Linked DNA regions of Homo sapiens: region 1 is linked to region 2. A link is an interaction called in ENCODE POLR2A ChIA-PET data of the cell type or tissue named here. Cell type or tissue: HepG2. All regions are shown on one strand. Links, peaks and the distances in the headings refer to the core of each region. The heading gives the core; the rest is flanking DNA.

Region 1 (7,147 bases), core at 1,134-6,133, 110 kb after region 2:
CACTACCAGAAATAATAGGGTGTGAGAGGAGTGGATGCCATAGAATTAATGCAGAAGAAAAACAGATTGGAGCCCTCTAGCGGGGGGGCAAATAGTCCTCTAGTCCTCCGAGCTTCCACCATCTCCACCTCCATGGACAGCACTACATGGTGCCCAGCATTGACAATCACAGAGATGCCCGAATTATCAGGAACATGTTAAACTACCTGCTAGATCCTCTCAGAAGGCAGCCACGTGTAGGCTGGGTGCAGTGGCTCATGCCTGTAATCCCAGTACTTCGGGAGGCTGTGGCAGGTGGATCACTTGAGCCTAGGACTTTGAGACCAGCCTTGACAACATGGTGAAACCCTCTCTCTACAAAAAATACAAAAATTAGCTCGGCATGGTAGTACGTGCTTATGGTCTCAGCTACTCAAGAGGCTGAGGTGGGAGGATCACCTGAGCCTGGGAGGCAGAGGTTGCAGTGAGCCGTGATCACACCACTGCACTTCAGCCTGGAGCCTGGGTGACAGAGCAAGACCCTGTCTCAAGGAAAAAAAAAAGGGGGGCAGGGCAGCCAAGTGTATATAAGCTATTTAAAAACAAAAACAAAGTTTTAAAAATTATGTGTTTGTTCAAAAGGTTAAGATTTTCCCCAAGATATTCTCACAGTTTGTGCCCCTTCTTCTCAGGTCTTTGTTCATTTTTTGTGTGTTTTTGTGATGGAGTCTCGTTCTGTCACCCAGGCTGGAGTGCAGTGGCATGATCTCAGCTCACTGCAACCTCTGCCTCCTGGGTTCAAGTGATTCTTCTGCCTCAGCCTCCCCAGTAGCTGGGACTACAGTTGTGTGCCACCATGTCTAGCTAATTTTTCTATTTTCAGTAGAGACAGGGTTTCGCCATGTTGGCCAGGCTGGTCTTGAACTCCTGACCTCAAGTGATCCACCTGCCTTGGCCTCCCAGAGTGCTGGGATTACCGGCGTGAGCCACCGCACCCGACCTACAGGTCTTTGTTCAAATGTCACTTCCTGAACCCCTTGATTCAAATTGCAACCCCACCCCACTCCTAGCCACCCCACGCCCAAGCCCCTTTTCTTACCATATTTTTCTTTTTTCTTTTCTTTTTCTTTTTTTTTTTTTGAGATGGAGTCTCGCTCTGTCACCCAGGCTGGATTACAGTGGCATGATCCCGGCTCACTGCAAGCTCCGTCTCCCGGGTTCACGCCATTCTCCTGCCTCAGCCTCCCAAGTAGATGGGACCACAGGCACCCGCCACCACGCCTGGCTATTTTTTTTTTTTTTTTGTATTTTTTTAGTAGAGACGGGGTTTCACCATTTTAGCCAGGCTGGTCTCGATCTCTTGACCTCGTGATCCACCCACCTCAGCCTCCCAAAGTGCTGGGATTACAGGCGTGAGCCACCGCACCTGGCCTAACCATATTTTTTTATACCACTTATCACCTAATATAATATATAACCGAGTGGTTATTATCCATGTCTAGCATCCCCCAAAAATGTAAACTCCATGAGAGTAGACGTTGGTCTGTCTGTTTAGTTTCCTGCTGTGTTATGGGGAAACTGTGCGTCTGGCACCTATAGGCCTCCATTATTATTATGATGATGATTTATTTATTTATTTTTGAGATGGAGTCTTGCTCTGCCGCCCAGGCTGGAGTGCAGTGGCGCGATCTCGGCTCACTGCAAGTTCCGCCTCCCAGGTTCACACCATTCTCCTGCCTCAGCCTCCCAAGTAGCTGGGACTACAGTCTCCCACCACCACGCCCCGCTAATGTTTTGTATTTTTAGTAGAGACGGGGTTTCACCGCGTTAGCCAGGATGGTCTTGATCTCCTGACCTTGTGATCTGCCCTCCTCAGCCTCCCAAAGTGCTGGGATTACAGGCGTGAGTCACGGCGCCTGGCTATTACTATTATTATTATTTTTTTGAGAGAAAGTCTCACTCTGTCACCCAGGCTGGAGTGCAGTGGCGCGTCCTTGGCTCACTGCAACCTCCACCTCCCGGGTTCAAGTGATTCTTGTGCCTCAGCCTCCCAAGTAGCTAGGATTACAGGTGCTTGCCACTCTGCCTGGCTGATTTTTGTATTTTTAGTAGAGTCGGGGTTTCACCACGTTGGGCAGGCTGGTCTCAAACTCCTGACCTCAGGTGATCCACCCGCCTTGGCCTTCCAGAGTGCTGGGATTACAGGTGTGAGCCACCGCACCTGGCCAGGCGTTCGTTGTTGGATGAAAGCATGAGTGAATAAATTTAGTTATTTGGAAGACATATTTACATTGTTAAAAGTCATTCTATGGAAATACTGGCTAAGGGCACAACAATTATATGAGAATTTTTTAACACAGGGCATATTAATTCATTGGCAAGTATTTATCAAGGTCACACTCTATGCAGATGCTGTGCATTGGAGATTTGCTTATTTTGTTTCCACCCACACTTTTGAGTTCCTAAAGCCTTTACCAAGTATTCCACATGCAGAGTCACTGACACACTACACATCCATGCACACATGCACGTGCACACACACAGACACACACACAGACCTGACACTCTGGTTCCTTCTTATAGCCATGCTTCGATCTTATCAGCTCTCTTATGTAAAAGTTTGACAAGTCTGGTCTATGTCGCCTTCAGAAAATTCTTAGAAATAGGAAATGATTATATTGATTAGAAATGATAATGTTTTCCCAGGAGTGAGCCTAGAATCATTATTTAACCACCGTTTATTGTAATGTTGGAGGCAGACATTGGATCTTGAGGAGTACACTGGGCATAGAGCAAAAACTTGAGTCCTAGCCCTGGATCCATCATTTAAGAACTGAATGATTCTGGCAAGTGACTTAACCACAAATAGCTAGTTCAGAGGTCTTTTTTTTTTTTTTACAGGACTTTGTAAGTTATAAAGTGCTACACAATTTTAAGGAATCATCATTATTTTGTTGAAAAGTAAAATAATGTATGACACAGCACTAGAATTAGGGATGAGATCTTGGTGATTCATGACTCTTGATATGCATGGGTATCAGTCTTGCTATCTCAGACAACTTCTGATGGAATTTGCTGTGCAACCTTCACATTTACGACCTCAGTTTCATCATGTGCAAAACAAGGTTTCTACCTAGTTCCAGCATGCTGGGATGATTTCTCTGACTGATTACAACTGACAGGATCAGTAAGTCTGTAGCAGGAATTGGGATGGATTCCCGTTGGCCCTGAAGCCTGGCGTGATGTTTCTCTAAGCGTGAAACTAAACTTTCTTAATTCATGCCCTCATTCATTCATTCAATAAATATTTATTGAATATCAGTTGGTGGCAGAGGCTGTACTAGATGTTGGGAATAACAAACGGAAGAAGACAAAAGTCCCAGTACTATCAGTGATCAAAGTTGAGTCAGAGAGCAGATTTTTTTTTTTTTTTTTTTTTTTTTGAGGCGGAGTTTCGCTCTGTTGCCCAGGCTGGAGTACAGTGGCGCAATCTCGACTCACTGCAAGCTCCGCCTCCCGGGTTCATGCCGTTCTCCTGCCTCAGCCTCCCGAGTAGCTGGGACTGCAGGCGCATGCCACCACACCAGGCTAATTTTTTTGTATTTTTAGTAGAGACGGGGTTTCACCGTGTTGGCCAGGATGGTCTCGATCTCCTGACCTCGTGATCCGCCCACCTCGGCCCCCCAAAGTGCTGGGATTACAGGCGTGAGCCACCGCGGGTGTACACACTAGGAGCCGTGAGGAGAGAGGAGCAAGGTTCAGGGGCCCACAGAGGCAGGCTTGCTCACTTTGTCTAGGAGAAACAGATGGGGCTTTGCACGGAGAAAACGTTTCAGTGGGACATCAGAGGAGAGGTGGGAATTAGCCAGGCAGGGGTGGGAAACAGGCATGGAATAATGTAGGGAAAGAATGTGGGCACACCCTGGGGTATTTCACTTTGGCAGGTGCATTGGCTGTGTGCTAGGCACTGTAGATGAAAATGCATGAATATTCAAGGCACAGAAAGCAGAAAGGATGGAGCTGATGAGGACTGGATTGTAAAATGCTTGTAGGCCATAGTTAAAACCCTTTCATGGGGACGTGTAATGGTTAAGGGCACAGACTTACTGCATTGTTGAATGCAAAAGACTACAGAGCATGTTCCCTTTGTGTAAAACTATGTACCTACACCATTCAGTCGTTCAACAGATTAACAAATACTAACTATACAAAACACTGGGGATACAGAAGCAAGTAGGACAGAATCCCTATCTCTGGGCGAAACATACCAATAAAGTGTAACAAATGTTTGATTACAGGAACGCCAAGCAGGAAGACAAATCTGGAGGATTTGGGCCAGGAGGGAATGGGCCAGGGAAGACCTCCCAGGGGAGGTGACATGTTAAGCTGAATCTTTTTTTTTTGGTGGTGGTGGGGTTGGGGGGGCACGGACAGAGCCTTGCTCTGTCACTCAGGCTAGAGTGCAGTGGCACGATCTTGGCTCACTGCAAACTCCGCCTCCTGGGTTCAAGCGATTCTCCTGCCTCAGCCCCCGAGGTAGCTGGGACTACAGTTGTGCACCACGTCACCAGGCTTATTTTTTGTATTTTTAGTAGAGACAGGGTTTCACCATGTTGGCCAGGCTGGTCTCAAACTCCTAATCTCAGGTGATCTGCCTGCCTCAGTCTCCCAAAGTGCTGGGATTACAGGCATTAGCCACCGCGCCCGGCCATTAAGCTGAATCTTTAAGGGTGACTACGAACTGTCCGGGTGACTCTAGTAGGAAGTATTCTAAGCAGAAATACGGGTGAAGGCCTGGAGATCTGAGGAGGTAACTGAGACTTTATCATGGCTGCCATGCAGTGTTCCGGGTGGGGGTCTATGGTAAAGAGTTTGGGTTTCACCCCAAGGGAAGCTGTTGCTGGATTTTGAGCAGGTGAGCAGTATGATAAGCTTTGTATTTTGGATATGCATATCTATATCCATGTAATGCACATGTCTCACCTCATCAGCTTGGTGTGCAAAATAAAGACACCCTTCCTTAATACTCAAGTCATAATGCCCAGGAGCCCCCACCCATTCAAATTGGAGGGAGGATTATATCTCTGAGATTCACTTCTCCAGATATTTCTGAAGATTCGTCTATGAATCAGACCCTTCAGGCTTACCTTGGCTGCCACCTCCCAAAGAACATGAACTTGGCTGTGTCCTTGTAGGCTGACCCCTCCATCGATGACCTGCTTCTGCTGGCTGTGTCCAGGGTGGCCTCCCTGAAGCCACCGGAGCAGAGGCCTGGTATCTTCTCAGAGCAGCAGCCAACCAGGCAGCTGGAGGAAACCCCTGGTCTCTTTTGCAGCCAAGTGAGTGTCTTCAGGACTCTACTTGCTGCCTCTGTATTGGCTGGTGCAGGCCTATTTCACCTCAGTGTCTCCCCAAGAGAAAAGGGGAGACCCTCCTCCCATGTCACATTCAGAAGAGGCCTCCTAGTAACTGGCCTGTAACTGTGACAACTCTGGTGGATCTAGGCACATAAGCAGATAGCCATTCATCAGAAGGCATGACCAAATCATCACGTGGCCATGTCGGGAGAGGCTGTAAGCTCAGCTGCAGGCCCTGTCTGGAAGCAGTGTCCCCCTCTGACCTCAGGAGGGGACACAGCCATCCTCCTGTCCAAAGATCAGTCCCAATTTCTTTCACGGCTGTCCAGGGGGAGAGCTGTTCAGGAGGATAGAGACCATTATTACCCATGCCTCTTACTTGCCATCCACATTTTGGGAGGCTGGCTGCCTGCAGCTGTCAGGGCAGCTCCTTCCCATCACAGGAACCACGTTGAGCCTCCCAAGGCCGGTCCTGGGCCTGCCCCCTCCTCCCTCAGCCCTCAGACTGGCCTAATTCCCTGCCCAGGATTATCCACTTTTCAGAATGAGTGACAATAGAAGCATCCACTTCCTGCAGGGATGCAGTACCTCCCCCATAACCTCACAGCCGACTGACTTTGGCATATTTTGCATGATTTGGTAAATGGTATATATGCATAGAGAAACTTCTGGAGTGTTGTTTTCTCAAATTTTAATAGCAGTGTCTCTGGAACTCAGGAGTTTTTACAATCTTCATTGTACTTTACTATGATATTTGATTTTTTTTCATTATAACTGTGCATCATACTTATAGGAAAATAATTTAAGCCTTGGAATCAGATAGCCTTTGGCAAATCAGATCATCCATTTCCTTATCTATTAAGTGGGAAAAATAATATTTCACAAGGTTATTGAGAAAAAAATCAATGCCATTTTTATTTTCATTCCTCATAACTGACATAATTGCATATATACACATCGTGTGATTATATTGTATACCCTGGTGGGTTTCCTTAAAACAGATTCCATTTTCCCTTTCTCTTTATTTTCCCCTCCCTCCCCTTCTAGTCTGTTCCACTCATGTCATGGCTCCAGGCTGAACCTGGGCCCATGACACAACCCACACAACCATGTTGACAACCTTGAATGCACCTTCCAAGTTTTTTTTTTTTTCCTTTTTTTTTTTTTTTAGACAGAGTCTCTCTGTCACCCTGGCTAGAGTACAGTGGCGCAATCACGGCTCACTGCAGCCTTGATCTATCCAAGCCCAGGTGATCTTCCCACCTCAACTTCCTGAGTAGCTGGAACTACAGGCGTGAACCACGAAGCCCAGCTAATTTTTTAATTGTTTGTAGAGATGAGGGTCTCGCTTTGTTGCCCAGGCTGGTCTCAAACTCCTGGGCCTCAAGTGATCCTCCTGCCTTGGCCTCCCTCTTCCATGTTTTTTTCCATGGTAATTCAATAATAAAAGTATATAGCTATATTCCCACATATAAATGGTTTTTTGATCATTTTAAAAAAGAAATCGGCCAGGTGCAGTGGCTCACAACTGTAATCCCAGCACTTTGGGAGGCTGAGGCAGGTGGATCACCTGAGGTCAGGATTTTGAGATCAGCCTGACCAATATGGTGAAAGCCCATCTCTACTAAAAATACAAAAATTAGCTGGGGCGTGGTGGCAGGTGACGGTAGTCCCAGCTACTCAGGAGGCTGAGGGAGGAGAATTGCTTGAATCCGGGAGGCGGAGGTTGCAGTGAGCTGAGATTGTGCCACTGCACTCCAGCCTCAGTGACAGAGCGAGACTCCATCTCAAAAAAAAAAAAAAAAAGAAAT
Region 2 (7,147 bases), core at 1,392-6,391:
ATTCCAAGAACATAGCAAATTGTTCACCAGAGAGCCAATAAATATTTAATGAATGATTATAACAGTTAACATTTATTAGATAAGTAACAACTGCTAACACGAATACTTGGATGTCTAATAGGATGCCTAAAACTGAAACTCCTAATCTTCACCCGAATTTATTCCTCCCACAGTTATTCCCCGTTTCAGTAAATGGTAAAATGGTAGCTTCATCCTTCTAGTTGCTCTAGCTAAAAAAACCTCTGGCACCTCTTTTTCTCTCAAACAACTTATCAAATTTATCAGCAAATCCTGTCAGTTCTACCTTCAAGAAGTTTCAGAATCCAACCATTTCTAACTACCTCCACTGATACCACCCTGGTTCAACATATTTTATTTCAATTCCCAACTTGTTTCCCTGCTGTCACTCTCTCTTATCCACAGCCTAGTCATCCTTCTAGAATATAAACCATTTCCTGTCATTCCTCTGCTTAAAACCCCCTAACTACTTCCCATATCATCTCTGCATGTTCCCTCTGCCTGGAATCACCTCCTGTAGCTGGCTCAATCCCTCACTTCCTTAAATCCCTGTTCAAATCATACCTTCTCAATGAGGTCTACTCTGATCAATCTACTTAAACTTTCAGCTCACTATTCCCTTCTGCTGCCAGCATATTACATATTAGCTCACCATCCCCTTCTGCTGCCAGCATATTCCATATTCCATTCTCTGTGTCATGTTTTTGCTTCATCGTACTTATTACCATCTTACATCCCATTTTTAACTTATTTATCACCTATTTCTCAGCACCAGAATATAAACCCAATGAAGTCAAGGATTTCTGTGTTTGGTTCAATGTTTAATCCCCATTGCCTAGTATAATGTCTGGCACATAATAACCTTTCAATAAATATCTGCTGAAAGAACAGATTTACTAAGTACTTGGCATGTGCCAGGCACTGTGTGTTTTGATACATATATTATCTTACTTAATCTTCATTCCCAGTGAGGTATTATTTCCCCATACTACAAATGGGAAATCTGAGGCACAGAGACATCAAACTGCCCAAGGGCTATATAGATAGTAAGCAGAATTAACTCAAGATGGATTAGAGACTTAAATGTAAGACCTAAAACCATAAAAACTCTAGAAGAAAACCTAGGCAATACCATTCAGGACACAAGCATGGGCAAAGACTTCATGACAAAAACACCAAAAGGAATGGCAACAAAGCCAAAACTGACAAATAGGATCTAATTAAACTAAAGAGCTTCTGCACAACAAAAGAAACTATCATCAGAGTGAACAGGCAACCTACAGAATGGGAGAAAATTTTTGCAATCTATCCAGCTGACAAAGGGCTAATAACCAGAATCTACAAGGAACTTAAACAAATTTACAAGAAAAAAACAAACAACTCCATCAAAAAGTGGGCAAAGGATATGAACAGACACCTCTCAAAAGAAGACATTTATGCAGCCAACAAACATGAAAAAAAGCTCATCATCACTGGTCATTAGAGAAATGCAAATCAAAACCAGAATGAGATACCACCTCATGCCAGTTAGAATGGCAATCATTAAAAAGTCAGGAAACAATAGATGCTGGAGAGGATGTGGAGAAATAGAACACCTTTATGCTGTTGGTGGGAGCGTAAATTAGTTAAACCACTGTGGAAGACAGTGTGGCAACTGCTCAAGGATATAGAACCAGAGGCCAGGCATGGTGGCTCACGCCTGTAAACCCAGCACTTTGGGAGGCTGAGGTGGGTGGATCACCTGAAGTCAGGCGTTCGAGACCAGCCTGGCCAACATGGTGAAACCCCGTTTCTACCAAAAATACAAAAATTAGCTTGGCATGGTGGTGCACACCTGTAATCCCAGGTACCTGGGAGACTGAGGCAGGAGAATGGCTTGAACCCGGGTGGCTGAGGCTGCAGCCAGCCAAGATCACGCCATTGCACTCCAGCCTGGGTGAAAAAAAAAAAAAAGATCTAGAACCAGAAATACCATTTGACCCAGCAATCCCATTACTGGGTATATACCCAAAGGATTATAAATCATTCTACTATGAAGACACATGCACACGTATGTTTATTGCAGCACTGTTCACAACAGCAAAGACTTGGAACCAACACAAATGCCCATCAGTGATAGACTGGATAAACAAAATGTGGCACATATACACCATGGAATACTATGCAGCCATAAAAAAGGATGAGTTCATGTCCTCTGCAGGGACATGGATGAAGCTGGAAACCATCACTCTCAGCAAATTAACACAGGAACAGAAAACCAAACACCGCAGGTTCCCACTCATAAGTGGGAGTTGAACAATGAGAACACGTGGACACAGGGAGTGGAACATCACACACCAGTGCCTGTCACGGGGTGAGGGGCTAGAGGAGGGATAGCATTAGGAGAAATGTAGATGACAGGTTGATGGGTGCAGCAAACCACCATGGCACACGTATACCTATGTAACAAACCTGCACGTTCCGTGCATGTATCCCAGAACTTAAAAGTATAATAATAATAATAATAATAATAATAATAATAATAATAATAATATTTAAAGGTAATCTGCAGGCAGAATCTATACTATTTCTACATATGTTATGTACACAATTAGGATGATTTTACCAAACAGGGCTAGATTACATCTGTCCACCCAGTATTCCATCCAGTTGGTGCTCCTTTTTACTCAGAGTATGCCAGTTTTTGTACAACAAATTATATAGTTACCCTATTCAGCGATGGAAGAAAGAAGAAGAAATCAAGCACCTTACCATTGTCTACAGGGTCCTAAATGATCTAGCCTATGTCCACCTTCCCGACTTAAATCTTGTCATTTTCTTCCCATTGTTCATACTTCAGACACACTTATCTTCTCTCAGTTCCTCTAATATAACGAAACTTTCCTCAGGATCTTTATGGGTACTGGAAAGGTATTTAAAAACCCATCATAGTACCTAATTCAACCTCTCCCATAAGGACACTACCTCCTTATCCATTCAGTTTAAATATAAAACTCCTCAAAGAGGTCTTCTCTGACCACCCTAACTGAACTAAGAACTCACTGTTCTCAACCATAGAACCCTATTTGTTTTCTTCCTGGTAGGTATCATAATTTGTAATTTTTGATGTTGTTTCTTTGTATTTATTGCCTGTCTCCCATAGTGGAATGTAAATTCAACAAGGATGGGGATTATGCATGCCTATTTTGTTCTCCATTATATCCCTAGTGCCAAGTACAATGCCAGCAATGGCAATAAAACAGGCACTCACTAAATATTTAATGACTCAATTAATATCTGCAAAAATTTATTTTAAAAGTGGCCACACCATCAATTTCCAGTTTTAAAAAAGATTCAGCAGCTAATATTTCTAGCTATCTTTTGTCAAATACTATCCACATGTACAGCTAATACTTATATTGATGAAAATAAGGTAAACCAAAGATATGCTGGTGTCTTCCCCAGAGCAGACAGGGAAGAACCATGACACTTATCAGATACTCTATAAAATGCAATAAAATTTTAGAAAATCATAAAATGCTACGCCTCTTTAATAGAGAAAGTTTTGCTCCCCCTCCAATAAAAGCCAGGTACAAAATTTTATTAGGGGAGTGGGTTTGAACAAATCACTAATGGAAAATACAAATAAGTCCCAGCATGACACAATACATTTGTATACTTATTACTCAGAATCATGCACTTCTGGCTATGATGAAGTAATTGGTACCAGCTAGCCCTCCCATTGTAAACAACCATCAAAAATGACAAAACACACAAGGCAACCGTATTCAGGTTTCGTAAAATAAACACAAGACTGTAATTCCTGAGAGAAGAGAAACTCACCAAGTCAACCCCATAATTGCCCAGAAACTCTGATAAAAGTCAATATTGCAACCAGTGTGCAGCATATAATTGCATGTTTCTGCTGAGTTGAGGAGGCAGAGATCAGAGTTTAAGACAAATGAAGCAGCTAAATTATTCTGGGCAGGACACTGGAAAGCAAGGAGAGGGAGATCCCTAGAAGTCACATGTGTGTACTTGGCTAAAGGCTGGGCTACCCAGAGAGAAAGCAGTCCAGGTTTATTAGAGACCAACTGCTTTGGGGTTATGGTAAAACATAAACACTGGAGGTTAAGTGGCATTGGAAGAACACAGGATTTCCAGACAAGCAAAAGTAGAGAAGGGCAGGTGTGGTGGCTCACGCCTGTAATCCCAGCACTTTGGGAAGCTGAGGCAGGAGGACTGCTTAAGCCCAAGAGTTTGAGACAGCCTAGGCAACAGTGAGACCCTGTCTCTTAAAAAAAAAAAAAAAAAAAAAAAAAAAAAGGTAGAGAAACCTGGCTAATTTCTTGGTCGTTCAGCTGACACATCTTATGAAAAAGAACCAGGCTCTAAAGTAAGACCTACTCTAGCACAAACCTAACAAAACCTAACATTAAACCCTAAAAGATCCAAAGGGAAACACAGTTTGGAGGTTGTACCCTACAAATTTAAAAGAACTTGGGGGCCGGGCGCAGTGGCTCACGCCTGTAATCCCTGCACTTTGGGAGGCTGAGGCGGGCAGATCATGAGGTCAGGAGATTGAGACCATCCTGGCTAACACGGTGAAACCCCGTCTGTACTAAAAATACAAAAAATTAGCCAGGCATGGTGGCGGGCACCTGTAGTCCCAGCTACTTGGGAGGCTGAGGCAGGAGAATGGCATGAACCCAGGAGGCGGAGCTTGCAGTGAGCGGAGATTGCGCCACTGCACTCCAGCCTGGGGGAAAGAGCGAGACCCCATCTCAAAAAAAAAAAAAAAAAAAAACTTGGGAAACATCTTGATCTTTCCACACATCTACATTTACAAAGTATAAAACAGCCTGCAAGAGTTAAGGATGAACAGCAAGTAACTGGACAGCCTATCAGAATGAAAATCAATAGTATTCAAAGAAAAATAACAAAACCCCAGAGTCTCTACCATACATCCACAAGGTACAGTATATAATTTAAAAATTACTAGATAGGCAAAAAGGAAAATGCGACTCATCATCAAGAAAAAAGCAGTCAATAGAAAATGGCCCCAAAAGATGTTAGATTCAACTGACAAATACTTAAAAATAGCTCTTATAAATATGTTCAAAGAACTAAGGGAAAATATATTAAAGAAATAAAATATAGTCTTAATGAGTGAATAGAAGTAAATATCAACAGAAAAATGGAAACTAGGCCGGGTGCAGTGGCTCACACCTGTGATCCCAGCACTTTGGGAGGCTGAGGTGAGCGGATCACTTGAGGTCAGGAGTTCGAGACCAGCCTGGCCAACATGGTGAAACCCCGTCTCTACTAAAAATACAAAAATTAGCCAGGCATGGTGGCATGTGCCTGTAATCTCAGCTACTCGGGAGGCTGAGGCAGGGGAATTGCTTAAACCTGGGAGGCAGGGGTTGCAGTGAGCCGAGATGGTGCCACTGCACTCCATGCACTCCAGTCTGGATGAGAGAGTATGACTCCATCTCAAAAAAAAAAAAAAAAAAAAAAAAAAGGAAACTATATGGAAGTCAGTGAACTTCAACACAAATCAATCTGAAAAATAAAGACAAAATGAATAAATGAAACTGAAGAGACTCAGGGGATTCCAATACCATTTTAAACAGTCTAAAATATGTGTAATTATAAATGGATTAAATACTCCAATTAATAAACATAAATTATAAAAACTGATTAAAAAGCAATTATAGTTCACATACTTATATATAATAATTATATATTGATATGGTTTGGATTTGTGCCCCCACCCAAATTTCAGGTCAAATTGTAATTCCCAGTGTTGGAGGGAAGGGCCTAGTGGGAGGTGACTGGATCACGGGGAGGGACTTCCCCCTTGTTGTTCTCCTGATAGTGAGTTCTCATGAGATCTGGTTGTTAAAAGTATATGGCATTCTCCCTCTTTGTTCTCGTCTTCCTTCTCTGGCCACGTAAGACGTGCTTGCTTCCCTTTCACCTTCTGCCATGATTGTAAATTTCCTGAGGCCTGCCCAGCCACGCTTCCTGTACGGCCTGCAGAACTGTGAGTCAATTAAACCTCTTTTATGAATTATCCAGTCTCTCAGGTAGTTCTTTACAGCAATGTGAGAACGGACTAATACATATATCTAATATACATATTATATATAAATATATACATAAGTTATATAGTTTAATTATGAGTTCAAATGAGTTGAAAACAAATGAATGGAGAAAGATCTACCATGCAAACTGCAAGGGTAAAAAAGTTGGTATATAAATAATAAAGCAGACTTCAAGGCAAAGAGTATTATAAGAGATAAGGTAATTTAGATAAAAGGGGTAATCCATTACGGAGGCATAACCATTCTAATTACGTATGCATCTTCAATAAATGAGCCTGAAAATTAATAACATAAAAACTAACAGGACTAAGAAAGAAACGGACAAATCTATACCTTCAGTTGGAAATATTAATACCCCATGGTCTTAGTTTAGGTTGTTCGGAGGTTGAATTACGCTCCAAGGTCACCCCGACCAAAATTTTTAATGCAGGGATAGTAGGCTAGGGACTCTCAGTATTTGATAGAACAAGCAAACAAAACATCAGTATGGATATAAAGAAAATATAGCCCAAAATAAAAACTGCCTAAACAAATTATAATTACAAAGATTATATTAATAGATTACATCACTTCTCATTTTAAAATATTTTGAAATTTGGGAGGTTAGCCTAGGCAGCTACAGTGGTGGAGGAGCAGGGGCTGGTATGCGCTGGGCAGCGAGAGCCTCATGGCGGAGGAAGACAGCGATCAAAAGGCCGAACGCCTCAGAGAAGAGCTTGTGGCCACTGTGGAGTCCCTGCTGGCCCTGTGGGGCTTAGAGCTGCGGGCGACGGCAGAGGCGGTGCTGGCAGCTGCAGTGGCGGCGTCACGATCAGCTGTCGGGGTTACTGCTGACGCTTCTGTCAGGTGGTTGAAGATTACGTTGGAAGATGGCAGGTCCCTTTGCCACAGCTTCAGGTTCTTCAGACTGTACTTTGTTGTTTTACAACAGCCAGTGCATCATTCCCAGATGAATGTGAGCACGTACAACATGTTTTGAGTAGCCTTGCTGTGAGTTTCTTCGAGTTGCTGCTGTTCTTTGGAAGAGGTGAGTTTTATGA

The links. ChIA-PET counts read pairs that join two places held together with the same protein. Peaks named below come from ENCODE experiments on the same cell type or tissue, not always from the same donor. Only the 100,000 strongest peaks of a DNase experiment are listed, where the experiment ranks them.
Region 1: POLR2A ChIA-PET joins it to region 2 with 8 read pairs; 4 of 35 experiments call an interaction of 5 or more read pairs at or near these places.

Annotation. Positions count from the first base shown.
Region 1 is chr2:11,359,972-11,367,118 of GRCh38, forward strand. It overlaps PPIAP60 (peptidylprolyl isomerase A pseudogene 60), which reads left to right. Exons shown (of 4, transcript XM_047446546.1): 3 at 5,175-5,318. Among named protein-coding and RNA genes, the nearest start is that of PPIAP60, 12 kb to the left of the region's middle. In HepG2, for the core only: no CTCF peak of the experiment used is centred there; DNase peaks (open chromatin) are centred at 3,370, 5,530 and 5,854; H3K4me3 peaks cover 3,489 bases.
Region 2 is chr2:11,250,434-11,257,580 of GRCh38, forward strand. The region is part of intron 3 of ROCK2 (Rho associated coiled-coil containing protein kinase 2); the gene reads right to left. Among named protein-coding and RNA genes, the nearest start is that of ROCK2, 91 kb to the right of the region's middle. RefSeq lists an enhancer at 6,848-7,147. In HepG2, for the core only: no CTCF peak of the experiment used is centred there; a DNase peak (open chromatin) is centred at 3,798.